2 separate regions of the Homo sapiens genome follow, and region 1 is linked to region 2. A link is a loop called in an ENCODE intact Hi-C map of the cell type or tissue named here. Cell type or tissue: natural killer cell. All regions are shown on one strand. Links, peaks and the distances in the headings refer to the core of each region. The heading gives the core; the rest is flanking DNA. Region 1 overlaps IFNAR1 (interferon alpha and beta receptor subunit 1). Region 2 overlaps CRYZL1 (crystallin zeta like 1).

What was found. A loop is a pair of places that touch in the nucleus more often than their neighbours do. Peaks named below come from ENCODE experiments on the same cell type or tissue, not always from the same donor. Only the 100,000 strongest peaks of a DNase experiment are listed, where the experiment ranks them.
Region 1: it touches region 2 in a loop (3-fold over the local background); 5 of 110 quality-filtered maps call a loop at or near these places.

The regions. Positions count from the first base shown.
Region 1 is chr21:33,355,450-33,368,157 of GRCh38, reverse strand. IFNAR1 (interferon alpha and beta receptor subunit 1) reads right to left here. Exons shown (of 11, transcript NM_000629.3): 11 at 8,294-12,708. The coding sequence ends at 12,609. Among named protein-coding and RNA genes, the nearest start is that of IFNAR1, 37 kb to the right of the region's middle. RefSeq lists enhancers at 202-903, 904-1,605, 556-1,755 and a silencer at 6,641-6,935. In natural killer cell, for the core only: CTCF peaks have their summits at 6,527 and 6,726 (motif pointing right); DNase peaks (open chromatin) are centred at 5,797, 6,267, 6,737 and 7,117; H3K4me3 peaks cover 911 bases; H3K27ac peaks cover 810 bases.
Region 2 is chr21:33,604,978-33,607,477 of GRCh38, reverse strand. The region is part of intron 6 of CRYZL1 (crystallin zeta like 1); the gene reads left to right. Among named protein-coding and RNA genes, the nearest start is that of DONSON, 18 kb to the right of the region's middle. RefSeq lists an enhancer at 1,550-1,639. In natural killer cell, for the core only: CTCF peaks have their summits at 1,311 and 1,510 (motif pointing right); a DNase peak (open chromatin) is centred at 1,517.

The sequences.
Region 1 (12,708 bases), core at 5,699-8,198, 250 kb after region 2:
AAGACCAGCCTGGCCAACATGGTGAAACCCCGTCTCTACTAAAATACAAAAATTAGCTGGGCATGGTGGTGGGTGCCTGTAATCCCAGCTACTTGGGAGGCTGAGGCAGGAGAATCGCTTGAATCCAGGAGGCAGAGATTGCAGTGAGCTGAGATTGTGCCACTGCACTCCAGCCTGGGCGACAGAGCGAAACTCTGTCTCAAAAAAGAAAAGAAGAGAAAAGAAAAGAAAAAAGAAAAGAAAAGAAAAGAAAAGAAAAGAAAAGAAAAGAGATAAGCTCTCCCTCTTTTTCCTTGCAATTGATTTGTTAATGAAACCAGCCCTTTTGTCATACAGACTTGCTCATAGTCTGGAATTTGCATCTGTACAGTATCATGTAACCTGTTTCTTTGTCCCCTGTATTTTCTATAAGTTGGCAATTCGATCTAAGGCCAGGTCAGGATGGTGTTAGAAACAAGCACTCAGTGCTGCAAAGAAAAACCAGCACTTAGACAGAAAATTTCTCAGCAAGGCACATTTACTTCTGCAGAAGAGTGCTGCCTGTGTCCATCTGCTTGCAAGAGCACACCGAACAAAGGAGAGAAGGGTTTTTACCCCGCATGCAGCTTCTGTTCCTGTGTCCTTTCCCCATTGGTTGGAGTTGGACCGCACAATCTAAACTAACCCAACTGGATAAGACTTAAACTTTCTCTAAATATGGCAAACGTGCAGTTAAGAGAAGGATGGGGTAGGAGTAGTTTGTCTGTTAGAGTACAAGGCATGTCTGAACATGTCTGGGCATGTCAGGGCACAATCAGAGCGGAAGAGTTGTTTGCAGGCTAGAAATGAGAGTACAAGGAGGTTGGGCTTCTGAACAAAGAGCAAGAACTTTACACAATTAAACCCTTTGAAGAGGAATTTATCATTCCTAACAATGGGTTTTTTCAAGACTACTCCTGATCTGTCCATCAGGAGATGTATAATGTTTGGCAGTTTCTGTTTTTATAATGTTAGCTGCTGGGTTTTTTCTTTTCTTTTCTTTTTCTTTTTGTTTGAGACAGGGTCTCAATCTGTCACTCAGGCTGGAATGCAGTTGCTTGATCTTGGCTCATTGCAACATGCACCTCCTGGGCTCAAGTGATTCTCCTACCTCAGCCTCCTGAGTAGCTGGGACTCAGGTGTGCACCACCACGCCCAGCTACTTTTTTGTATTTTTTGTAGAGAGGGTTTTTACCATGTTGCCCAGTCTGGTCTCAAACTCCTGGGCTCAAACGATCCACCTGCCTCGGCCTCCCAAAGTGTTGAGATTACAGGAGTGAGCCACCACGCCCAGTCAATGTTAGCTGCTGTTGATTGTAAACTGAAAAGTATCTGAGACAGGTCTCAATTGAGAAGTTTACTTTGCCAAGGTTAAGGACAATGCCCAGGAGACAGGTCTGTGCCTTTCTCCAAAGATGATTTTGAGGGCTTCAATATAAGGGAAAAAACAGGCTGGTATGGAAAGAAGGAGGGTATGGTCACATTATCGAATCCACAAGTTGCAAGAGAAAAGGAGCAGGTAGGGGAATAGTCAATTTCAATTATGTATTCCTTGTATGCTCAGAAAATCAGCACTTTACAGAAGATAAGGTGAACACAGAGTAGGTTAAATATCCCCCCCAAGACACTTACCTTTACCTCTAGCTCTCTGCTTAGGAACAAAAGGAAAGGCAGCTTCTTGCATGACTCAGCTTTCAGCTTAGTTTTTTTCTTTTGGCAGAGTGAATTGGAGTCCCGAGTTTTTATTTTCCTTTCATATCATGCTCAGCAACTAGATAGAGATAATTTTTGATAAATGTTCACTAAATAGCTTTTGACCTATAAATCAGAAAGAATCCAAAGACTCGAGTGGAGGTGACACTTTGGGATTCCTTCCAAGCCCATCACAAAGCCTCACCCCAAAACATGGAAAACAGGAGCAGCAGAGGCACTAGGTCCTGTCTCCATGTGGCAAGAAGGCATGTTCATCTGTGACACCTGCAGGCATTGAAGGAAGAGGGAAGAAGCTCCATCCAGTTAATTAAGAGATGTATTTCCAGGCAGGGTGTGGTGGATCATGCCTGTAATCCCAGCACTTTGGGAGGCTGAGGCAGGCAGATCACTTGAGGCCAGGAGTTCAAGACCAGCCTGGCCAATATGGTGAAACCCTGTCTCTACTAAAAATCCAAAAAATTAGCCAGGCATGGTGGCATGCACTTGTAATCCCACTTGCTCGAGAGGCTGAGGCAGGAGAATCGCATGAACCCAGGAGGCAGAGGTTGCAGCAAGCTGAGATAGCACCACTGCACTCCAGCCCTGGGTGACAGAGCGAGACTCTGTCTCAAAATAAATAAATAAGTAAATAAATAAAAGAGATGCATTTCCAGTGAAATTGGACTTTTTATGCTGAAAAATTATTTATCAAAGGTTATGAAATATTTGATCAACTGTATACTAATAATTGCAATAATAATCCAGAAAAGCTATTTTTCTTTCTTTCTTTTTTTTTTTGAGATGGAGTCTCACTCTGTCCCCCAGGCTAGAGTGCAGTGGCTTGATCTTGGCTCACTGCAACCTCTGTCACCAGGGTTCAAGTGATTCTTCTGCCTCAGCCTCCTGAGTAGCTGGGATTACAGGCTCCTGCCACCGTGCCCAGCTAATTTTTGTATTTTTAGTAGAGACGGGGTTTCACCATTTGGCCAGGCTGGTCTTGAACTACTGACCTCGTGATCCACCCACCTCGGCCTCCCAAAGTGCTGGGATTACAAGCATGAGCCACCGCACCCAACCAGATTTTTTTCTTTTTAACATTCAGAGACTATGATCATATAAAAAGAAATATATCAATTTATATACTTTTTTGTTGCAAAGATATACGATAGATGATCAATAAATCTACTGCATGAAGATGAACTTTTGTGGGAATAAGAATATGAATTCAAGGAGGAAAGGAAATGGTGTAAAGTTTCAGAACCCATAAAGAACAGTTTCTGGAGTTTCTTTTTAAAAAAATTTTTAAAAAAATATTTCTGAGACAGGGTCTTGCTCTGTTGCCCAGGCTGGAGTGCAGTGGCACAATGTTGGCTCACTATACCTTGACCTCCAGGGCTCAAGAGATCCTCCTACCTCAGCTTCCCAAGTAGCTAGAATTGCAGGCACACACCACCACACCTGGCTAATTCTGTTCATTTTTTTGTAGAGACAAGGTCGTCTCACTATGTTGTCCAGGATGGTTTTGAACTCTTGGACTCAAACAATCCTCTCGCCTCGGCCTCCCAAAGTGCTGGGATTACAGGAGTGAGCCGCCATGTCTGGCCGAGTTTCTGTAATTTCAAAGTAGACAATGATGGGTATCAAATTGCTTTGATAGGAGATTCCATTGAATGCATTTATAAGAGCGATAAAGCAAGTTTATTTTAAAATGTGAATATTTACAACTTACTGTAAAGTATTTCTTTTGCAACTATTTAAACGTGTCAGGAAATATTTTAGATGTTAATTAAAACATGAAGAAATAAATGGATTTATAAAATTCTCTTGGGGGTAAACAAGCAGAAATTAAGACATGAAATGTTTAAAGTTTACCTCCATCCAATCTCCCTGCCCTACTTCTCAGTCTAAACCTTGGTGTTCACATTTCTTCACTGATGTAGAGCAATGAGGAAGTACTTGCCTTATGTTGACATCAACACAAGCCTACGTGATGAACTGCACACTCACGACAGAGTCTCACTTTGTTGCCCAGGCTGGAGTGCAGTGGTGCACTCCCGGCTCACTGCAACCTCTGCCTCCCGGGTTCGAGTGATTCTCCTGCCTCAGCCTCCCGAGTACCTGGGATTATAGGTGTGTGCCACCATGCCCCGCTAATTTTTGTACTTTTAGTAGAGATGGGGTTTCATCATGTTGGCCAGGCTGATCTCAAACTCCTGGCCTCAAGTGATTCACCCACCTCAGCCTCCCAAATTGCTGGGATTACAAGCGTGAGCCGCCAAGCCCAGTCTGCACACTCACTTTGAAAAAGGATTTGTATAGCTTGTAATAAGACGTTACTATACTTGTATTCTGGGCAGATAAAATAATGGCAGAGAGCAGACTTCCTTTAGAAAAAGGAGGAAATAATGTATCAGAAACCAAGGATGAATCACTTACTGTTAAGTCTGCCCTAATTAAAAATAAATAAGTAAAATAGTGACCTTTTTAAAGCTGGGTGTGGTGGTGCACACCTATAGTCCCAGCTACTCCAGATGCTGAGGCGGAAGGATCGCTTGAGATAGAAGTTTGAGGCCAGTCTGGACAACAGAGTGAAACCCTGTCTCTTAAAAAAAAAAAAATTACTATCTTAACCATTTTACACATACAATTCAGTAGTATTACCTATTTTCAGAACTTTTTCATCTTGAAAAACTGAAGCTTTATAGCCACTGAACAACTCTCCATTTTCCCCTTCCTTGAGCCGCCAGCAATCATCGGTCTAATTTCTGTCTCTAGAAATTAGATTGCTTTAGAAACCTCATGTAAGTAGAATCACATGGTATTTATATTTTTGTTGCTGGCCTATTTCACATAGCATACATAATGTCCTCAAGCTTCACCTATGTTGTAGCACATGACAGAATTTCCTTTTTTTTTTTTTTTTTTTTTTTTGAGACGGAGTCTCACTTTGTCGCCCAGGCTGGAGTGCAGTGGTGCGATCTCGGCTCACTGCAAGCTCCGCCTCCCGGGTTCACGCCATTCTCCTGCCTCAGCCTCCCGAGTAGCTGGGACTACAGGCACCCTCCACCACGCCCGGCTAATTTTTTGTATTTTTAGTAGAGACGGGGTTTCACCGTGTTAGCCAGGATGGTCTCGATCTCCTGACCTCGTGATCTGCCCGCCTCGGCCTCCCAAAGTCCTGGGATTACAGGCGTGAGCCACCACGCCCGGCCTCAGAATTTCCTTCTTTTTAAAGGCTGAATAATATTCCGTGGCATGTGAACACCACATTTTATCTGCTAATCTATCAAAGCAAATATTTTGCAAATAATTTTTCCAATTCCAAAGGTTGTCTTTTCCATTGATTATTTCCTTTTATATGCAGAAGTTTTTAAGTTTGATGTAGTCCCATTTGTCTACTTTTGTTTTTGTTGTCTGTGCTTTTGGTGTCATAGCCAATAAATCATTGCCAAGTCCAATATCATGAAGATTTCCCCTATGTTTTTGAGGGGAAAAATCTCAAACCGTTTTTCCTCTGCTCTCATGCCACAACAATAAACACAGAAGACTTCTGTGACCAAATGCGTAGTGATTTCTCCCCATTAACAAGAAGGCAATCAATTCTGCAGCAGACACTGGTTGGGTATCCTCCTATTTAATTCTGACACTGTCTACCTGGAGATAGCATCAGATCCTGATACAACACCTAAACAAAATTTATTTAGGCAGTTAGTGAGGATAAAAGAGTCCTCAGTAAGGTTTGCCTTTTAATAAAAAGAAGCCCCAAATCATTTCTTTTCTAACAAAAAGAGCCTGAAAACTCAAGCTGCAAACATAGATAAGCAAACTGGAAGCTTGCATAGGCGAATGCCAGCAGCTGTGCCAATAGGAAAGGGATACTTGGAAGTCAGGTATATTCAATATTGAAGTTCCCTTTTCCCTTTTCTTTGTTGCCACGTGTGCAGTAAAAAAGCAGGCAACAAGGCCTGGGCTAGGTAGAGGTGCCATTTGCATAATAACAGATGAGGGTGGGATGGCCAGCCTCTTCCTGTGCTATGTAAATGGAACACCTGGTCCAACCAATCCTCTGTGCCCTACGTAAATAAGACACCGCTTCCTCAAGCTCATCTATAAAAGCAACCGCATCTCGCTGTAAACCCGGAAACCTGTTCGGGACTCCTTCCTCTGCACAGGGAAGGTCTCTTCTTTCTTTTGCCTGCTAAACTTCCGCTCTTGAACCCACTCCTTTTGTGTCCCCATCCTCGATTTCCTTGGCGTGGGGCAACAAACCACACGTATTACCCCAGACAACCATGCTGCTTCAATCTCACAGGTTGAGAGCTCATTCCCACAAGACTGCCCCCTTATTTCCGATGCCAATTGCAAGCCCCAGGTTTTACCTGTTATGACTGAATGACTATAAATTGAGGGTCCCATGGCCCCCTCCTTGTGTTCAACTGATTTGCTAGATTGCCTAACAGAACTAGAGGAAACACTAACTTATGTTTACCGGTTTATTATGAAGGCTATTACAAAGGATACAGATGAAGAGATACATAGGATAAGGTATGTGAGAAGGACTGCAGAGATTCTATGCCCTTCCCAGCAGCCTCTGCATGTTCAGCTATCAGGAAGCTCTCTACTAAAAATAGAAAAATTAGTTGGGCGTGGTGGCAGGCGCCTGTAATCCCAGCTATTCAGCAGGCTGAGGCAGGAGAATTGCTTGAACCTGGGAGGTGAAAGTTGGAGTGAGCCGAGATCGCCCCACCGCACTCCAGCCTGGGCGACAAGAGCAAAACTCTGTCTCAAAAAAAAAAAAAAAAAAAAAAAAAAAGGAAGTAGTGACACGAAACACTGTCTCCACACTCCACCCTTATAACCTCCAGCTGGCACCCTGAATGGTCTGGCCTCTCCCTGGGGGCGGATAGGGCAGGAGACACTAAAGTATTAATTATCTTTTTTGATCATGGCTGTAACTGTTCTGCGCCATCTTCAACAGGTGAGACTAAGGAGGGAATCACAGCTAGTCATCTCAGCCAGGCCAGTAGGGGGCGCAGTGCAGTGATCATTCCCTGGGGCCAAGGCTGTCTCCTTGCAGGTTCATCTCAGCTCTGCAGCAATGCCTACTTCTTTCCATCCGCTCCGAGGCTGTTACTAAGTATGTGGAGCTCCTTTTCAACAACTCGCTTACTACAAAGTCCTGCTCATTAAAAGGCGAAGGTGGTAGTGGTAGAGGACTAGATGGGCTAAGTATTTGCTCAACTGCTCTATCTTGCTTTGTAACTACCAAACCATTTCTGGGTGAGATCATGGGGACACCAGATTCTTCACATCCTTTCCTCATTTGCTCAAGACGAGATAATCACAAACAGAACTTTAAGAAACCACCTGTATAAACATACTTGGCGTATCTTCTGGGAATGGAATTATTGAATAGTAACCGATTGTCAGCCTGAACAGGGTGACTTGTTGCCCTCCAGTGGTAAATTCAATCAGTGTTTGTACCGTCAACGTCCCCGCTCAATCACCGTTAAACACTTAGGCAACCAAGTGTCAGCCACAAAGTTAAAAAACAGTCCTTGTTTTCATGGAGCTTGCCAAATAAATATAAGCAAATGGTATAAAATCCCTTCCCTAGGGAGCATGCTAGACACACCCGCAGGTACAGACACAGATGGGGCATGATGACTTCTCCACGTGTATGCAGTGGAGTTCTTTTAGGGAGATTTCAGAGTGGATGATGTACTTTTATACTACAACATTTAGAATAATCTCTCTAAGTACAATTCCAGAATATTAAAAGTATTATAAAATTTGGGAATAGACAACAGAGTCAAGTACACAAAAAGCCTATTATATATTTAAGGACTATGTTTAGAAAAAAGGGTCCTTTTACTGGAAAGATAGGAAAATAGGTTTTTCTTCTTAACTTTGATGTATCCAGAAAATCTGGGAGGGAGGCTCAAGGGTGGTGAGTCACTGTGAGACGTAATGTTTAATTTAATCCAGCTATTGAGTGATAAAATTTTTCAACTTCCTCCCTTTTCTCAAGACCTTAAAAAAAAAAAAAAACAACAGAACATCTTCTCTGCCAACATTTTTTTTCTTTTGAGATGGAGTCTCGCTCTGTCGCCCAGCCTGGAGTGCAGTGGTGCGATCTTAGCTCACTGTAACCTCCGCCTCCCGGGTTCAATCGATTCTCCTGCCTCAGCCTCCCCAGTAGCTGGGATTACAGGCACATGCCACCATGCTTGGCTAATTTTTGTATTTTTAGTAGAGACGGGGTTTCACCATGTTGGCCAGGCTGGAACTGCCAACATTTTCTTCATCCTAATCATTAATCACTTCTTCACCCACAAAATGTCCTTTGCTAGAACATGAGTTCCAAGTGGAGACAGATCACAGAAAGGGGAGGAAAACTCAGAAATCCTTTGTTATGAGAACTATCGAATTCTCCTCTTGCCTTTGTTCCCCTCAGGTAAAGAAAAAGATTGCTATTTTTCCATCAATATCATACCACAAATATCCACCTATATTTATGTTGCCCTCAAGAGTTGTAATTCTATTATCATCCTACTCAAGAAAAAAGGTAGTGAGAAACAACTGGAAGTTACTGGTATTTTGTTATTACTAAGTACCAGGGCATTTCTTGGGCATTAGGGATGATTTATTTATTATTTGTGTCCTTGTCCACTGTAAAAAAGGGAAGCTTAAAAACACAAGTGTGTGTTCAGGTTCCCAGCCTGAATACAAATTGTATTCAATTTCCGAGTGAAATGTGTCCAGACAGCAGGAGAGATCTACTTATCTGTGAGACTGAAGAGCCTCCTTGGAACGAACTAATCCTGAAAGAAGAACTACTTGTGAAGGGCAAACAGTTTAGTTCAAGAAAGCAAGGCTATGCAATACCACAGCAAACTTCATTCAATGAAGACTGAGCTCCAGCCATGTCTTAAGAGCGGGAAGAAAAAGCAGCAAACAGGCTCTATCTCCACAGGCTCTGGGGACAGTGACGGCTGCAGTGGCTCCTTCAGGATGCTCAACCCTGGGCTCTGGAACACCAAGCACAGGCCTCAGCTCTTCCATGATGAATACCTTTTAAAGGCATCAGCTGCAGCATCTCTGTTGCATACAAATTCACTAAGTACAAAAAAACTCCTAGACTTTTGGGCCCATTGCTTATTACATAAAATTGTTTCCAGCAGTAGGGTTTAAGACAAAACACAAGTGAAATAAAATGTACAAGTTTGTTCCATAGAAACACTGAAAACACGGTTATGTCCTTCTACAATTCAGTAAAACAAACACTGCCACAAACACCCTCAGGTTCACAGTTTAGATTTCATTCATTCAATAATTATTTTCTAAGTACTTTCATTACTGGGGATGCAGTAATGAATAATAAGGTCCCTGTTTTCTTGGAGCCTCTGTTCCAGCAGTGGGGCAGGGGAGACAGACAGCAAACAAAATAAATCAATATACCACGTTAGTAGTCACATGGTTACTGGGTAGGGAAAGGAAAGCTTCTGCACACCTAAACCCCTTAAGAGCAATTTGAGGCTGCTGCAAATATCACGGCCTCTTTTAGGGGAAGATAAAAACTCTAAGTTTTATATATATATATATAAATAGAGATGGGGTCTGGCCATGTTACCCAGGTTGGTTGATCTTGAACTCCTGGCCTGAAGTGATCCTCCTGTCTTGGCCTCCCAAAAGTGCTGAGATTATAGGCATGAGCCACTGTGCCTAGCCCTAACTTATATTTTTAAAAGTAACTTTTTTATAAGTTGCAAATTTCTAGTCAGACTCTTAAAAGTTCACAATTCTAGGGAGCTGTTCTAATTTTTAGTTACAAGGTATATGAATAAGTACTTTAAGTCCATACTAAAGGAATAAGACCTACATCAGGTGGGTACATGTGCAGGTACATATATGAATATATGTTTACAGGCTCATGTCAGAAGTGACACAGGTACATATTATATATAATGTTAATCTGTATTATATATTAATATAAAATTATTTCTGGCTCTAATGATACAAATCTTTCATATAAATTCTTAGATTATATCTGGTCTCTCTAAGAACTATCAATATGCTAATTTTCAGGCGGTTAATTGGTACCCCCAAGTGCATGGTATTTCTAAGTAAACTTCTGTTCAGAAAAAATACTTGTCACTTACAGCTAAGCATATACTGATAAAGCAACATGTAGAACATAATGCAGAGTGGAATGCAACTGCCTTTTCATGTCTAGAAGACAAGGTAAAAACGAGGTGTTTTTTTGTTGTTGTTTTCTGCTGCTGGTGCTCAGCGCTTGTTCACTGAAAACCACAGATGGTCTTAAAGCGTGAAGCCTTGTGCTCCAACTTCCTAGAGACCTAACAATTTCACTGGTGTCTTTTAATGTTAATGTCCGTATTTTCCCTTCTCCACATCCTACAAGGGCATTGCTCCTTTTTAGGCTATCCAGTCTGAAGTACGTTTTCCCAGTGGTGAACACAGGGCCAGAAGTCCTGGACAGCATGATTGAGTTGTGGTAGTCTGAAAAGCAATGGTGGCAGGCAGTCATGATATGCTCCCATCGCCTCTTCAAAGACGCAAACGTCCAAAGTGACAAGGCTTTTCCAAAGGTCAGGCCGGCCGTGCACGGTGGCTCACACCTGTAATCCCAGAACTTTGGGAGGCCGAAGCGGGTGGAGCATGAGGTCAGGAGTCCAAGACCAGCCTGACCAACATGGTGAAACCCCATCTCTACTAAAAATACAAATACAAAAATTAGTGGGGTGTGGTGGTGGGCACCTGTTATCCCAGCTACTCTGGAGGCTGCGGCAGAGAATTGCTTGAACCCGGGAGGCGAGGTTGCAGTGAGCCGAGATCAAGCCACTGCACTCCAGCCTGGGCAACAGAATGAGACTGTCTCAAAAAAAAAAAAAAACAGCCTCTGGTCAGAAAGATGAAAATGTGTCACCATGGGGTTCTCCGGCAGAGAGTGGGTTCTCAGATGAGATTCCTGGGTCTCCTCAATGACCCACCATGCTCTGCTTGAAGCACTCCAGAAGCCAGGCGGCAGGTCTGGGGACATGCACGGTGTGGCCTGCAGACACGTGTATGTGCCAGGCAGGATGTGCCGAGCATCACAGCCCTCCCGAGGGCAGCTGCCTTCAACCTTTTCTTCCACCAGGATCATCTGTTTTTTCAGCAGAAATGACTACTTAAACCAGACTGGCCTTAGAAATGGCCGCTCCCCAGCACGTTCTAACTTTGTCTCTTTTCTTTCACTGGTCCCTGTCGGAACGGTGCTGTGAGAACACTGCCCTAGAGGCCACCAGAATTCCCAGACTTCCTGCCTATTAAGGATATCCATGGGTAATCCCCAGTAGCAAGTAATTTAAAACTAAGTTGTAGGTGCCTTTGGAAAGCATTATGTAATTTCTTAAATTGGGTTTTTCTTCCTAGTTACATTTTTCCCCCTCAGTTCAATGATTTGTATTTTAACGCCAAGCAGGCTGAGCAGAAGGGGTATCTGAATACTGCTAGACGAGAAGCCAGCCTGGCATTCAAAGTGACAGAGACCACCCATAACAAGAGTGGGTTGATCACTGAGAGCTGATTAGGTGCTCAGGCTTCCAGTGGAACATTCTTCTTCCTCTTGCACCAAAGCCAGCGACCTTTTTCCTAGGGAAGCATTCTTCTTCTATGTCAGTCTCCTATCATTGCCATTTTCTGGTCCCAAGACTTCTTGCATACACTATCTTCTGGCATGGCATGTATACTAAAACTTGTACACACTCTCAGATCTTAAAATACAACAATTATTTCTCTAATTAGATAGTTACCTATTTTCTATGACTTCAGTGATTGCAAATTCCAGCAGAAGCTACTGTTCTAATAAGTTTTGAATCAGAGGTCTTAATGCATAGTAAAAGATTGCCTGGCTTTAATCCTAAACCATGTAAGGGTAGATACTGTGATGTGGAAGCCAATGTTCTCGGGATGAATGAACAGAAGTCCCTCAACATTTTTAGGGATCATCTTTCTGGCATTTGCAGCTGTTTTCTAGGGTAAGCTACTTTCCAGAAAACCAAGTGATAACGTGTTCAGACTTTCCTAAATAAATTTCCTAAGGGCCTACCCTCAGTGTTAAAAGAAAAGACCAAATGTTTGAAATATCTCCCGAGGAAGAATGAAACAGAATGTTAGGAATGGCGAACAGACAGGTGTGGCACATGCAGTAGCCAGCAGCATCAGTGATGGACAGGAACACAGACGTCATCCTTAGCCACGGTGCGCAGCTAGCACGGCTGCACTTAGGCTCACAGGAGGAAGACGGGTGGCCACTGTTTTGGTCTGACTCATCTCATCCAATGCAAGTCCGGTGACAGGCTTTTTCATGATTTTACACATGGAAAAGAATGTAGGAAACGTTTGTCTCAACTCTTTTAATTTCTTTTTTTAAAGAGTCTCACGCTGTCACCAGGCTGGAGTGCAGTGGCGTGATCTCGGCTCACTGCAACCTCCACCTCCTGTTTTCAAGCGATTCTCCTGCCTCAGCCTCCTGAGTAGCTAAGACAACAGGCGCGCGCCACCACACCCGGCTAATTTTTGTATTTTTAGTAGAGATGGGGTTTCACCACGTTGGCCAGGCTGGTCTCGATCTCTTGACCTCATGATCTGCCTGCCTCAGCCTCCCAAAGTGCTGGGATTACAGGTGTGAGCCACCGTGCCCGGGCCTGTAATTTCATTTTTAAATAGTTAAGAGCTTGCCCGTATTTTTAGGACCTATGATCTGAAGATGTTTTTTCTTTCCCTAAACAGGGAAACGTCCTCTCTGTAGTTACTGAGAGGAAGGTGAGGACCTCAGGCTCCCAGTGTAACTCCTGCTGAAAAACCTTATACTTGACACAGTTCATTTCTGGTCATACAAAGTCCTGCTGTAGTTCTTCACTTGTTTTACTTTCGCTTTCATCTTCATTAGAATAATTTCCTGAATCTTGGCTAGTTTGGGAACTGTATTTT
Region 2 (2,500 bases), core at 1-2,500:
TTTTGTAGAAACTGTCTTGCCATGTTGCCCAGGCTGGTCTCTAACTCCTGAGCTCAAGTGATCTTCCCGCCTTGGCCTCCCAAAGTGCTGGCATTACAGGTATGAGCCACTATGCCAGCCTTCATGATTGTTTAATGAGTGCTCAGTGCTCAGTCACTTTCAACTCAAATAAGTCTGTTCTTTACCAAACCAAAGAGCTATGTTTCAAACATTCCCCCAAAATGTGGTGTTAGTCCTATTTCTCAAACTTGATAATAGAGTTAAAGAGTAGAGTAATTCTTCCAACTCTTTTGTACTTTTCAGTTCTTAAGCAATTCTGTCAAGCCTAAAACTAATTTTATTTTTCATTCAAAATTTTCAGCATTGTTGTTTTTATTCCTTTGGAGCTAAACTAGAAAGAGATCAAATTATAATTCTTAGATGCTGAAATATGGCTCGCATTTATTTGTTTAATTGTTTTTTGAGATGGAGTTGCACTCTTGTTGCCCAGGCTGGAGTGCAATGAATGGTGTGATCTCAGCTCACTGCAACCTCTGCCTCCTGGGTTCAAGTGATTCTCCTGCCTCAGCCTCCCAAGTAGCTGGGATTACAGGCATGCGCCACCACGCCTGACTAATTTTTTGTATTTTTAGTAGAGATGGGGTTTCTCCATGTTGGTCAGGCTGGTCTTGAACTCCTGACCTCAGGTGCTCTGCCTGTCTCGGCCTCCCATAGTGCTGGGATTACAGGTGTGAGCCACTGCACCTGGCCTTATTTGTTTAGTTTTTATAACATAATAAACACCTGTGGACCCCCAACACAAAAGCAAGTGTGTTGACATTAACCCACATCTAACCATGCAATTTTTTTTTTGAGACAAAGTCTTGCCCTGTCACCTAGTCTGGAGTGCAATGGCGCGATCTCAGCTCACCGCAACCTCCATCTCCTGGGTTCAAGCGATTCTCCTGCCTCAGCCTCCCAAGTAGCTGGAATTACAGGTGCCTGCCACCATGCCTGGCTAATTTTTGTATTTTTAGTAGAGACGGGGTTTCACCATGTTGGCCAGGCTAGTCTCAAACTCCTGACCTCAGGTGATCTGCCTACCTTGGCCTCCCAAAGTGCTGGGATTACAGGTGTGAGCCACCTTGCCTGGCCGCAGTTAGCATTTCTTTAAGGACAACATGATTGAGTTTTTAATAAAAATATGGTAGTCCCAATCCTTTTGATAGAAGATGTTCCCAATAAGTAAATTATACGTTGATTGAGCGTGCACTGTTGAAATAGATGTGCTTTAAAGTCATATATTCACCTTATGAGCTATGTGGCATTAGACAAATTAATCAATTACCCTGAACCCTATTTCATCATCCGTAAAATTGGGAGAATAGCTATCTTAAAGAGTTACCTAAGGAATAAAGTACTGTGTGTGCTATCACCTGGTGCTTAATATGTTTTTACTGTTTTAATTCTCAGCTCTTGTCTGAGCATTTCAACATGCATGTTTGAATGCTCCACTTCGCCCACTAGATGGCACTAGTTTGTTGCTAAATGCAGTGCTGACTACTCTGGCTAGTCCACATGAATCATTGCTACTAGAGGAAGCATTTCAAAGAGCTGGTAAAGACTGTGAAAGTGTTATAAAGTTGATCTTAGGTAAAATGAGAAAGAATTTCTTGGCCAGGCGTGGTGGCTTACACCTGTAATCCCGGCACTTTGGGAGGCCAAGGTAGGCAGATCACCTGAGGTCAGGAGTTCGAGACCAGCCTGGCCAACATGGTGAAACCCCGTCTCTACTAAAAAAATACAAAAATTAGCCAGGCCTGGTGGTGTGCACCTGTAATCCCAGCTACTTGGGAGGCTGAGGCAGGAGAATTGCTTGAACCCAGGAGGGGGAGGGTGCAGTGAGCCAAGATCACACCACTGCACTCCAGCCTGGCGACAGAGTGAGACTCCATCTCAAAAAAAAAAGAATTCTTGTACTGCGGAAAAATTACATCAGTGTACAACATAAATACAAAACAAAAATTAAATAGTGAAACATGTTAAGGAATAGTTTCACGGTCAGATCATGCGGAACTTTTTAAACTATATTAGGAGTTGCATTTGGTTCCAAGTACAGTGTAAAGCCATTGATAAATTTTAAGCAGGGAATTGTTAGGATGTCAGTTATCTTTTTAAAATATCATTCTGATGATTCTGTTTTTTAAAGATACTGTTAAAGAGATTGAAAACAGAAGGCACAAAGTTGAAAATAATATTTACAGCACATGAACAAATGACTTCTCTAGAATATATAAAGAATTCCTGTAAAGCTCTAAATAAGAAAAAGACAAAACAATAGAAAAATTGATTAACACTTGAAAAAGGAATTCACAAAAGGAATTCCAGATGGCCAGTGAACATGGAAAGATGCTCAACCTCTTTTAGTAGTCAGAGAAAGCAAATTAAAATCATAGTAAGAAACTATTACCTACCTACATAATTGGTAAAAATATATAAATGTGATCATTCCACAAGTTGA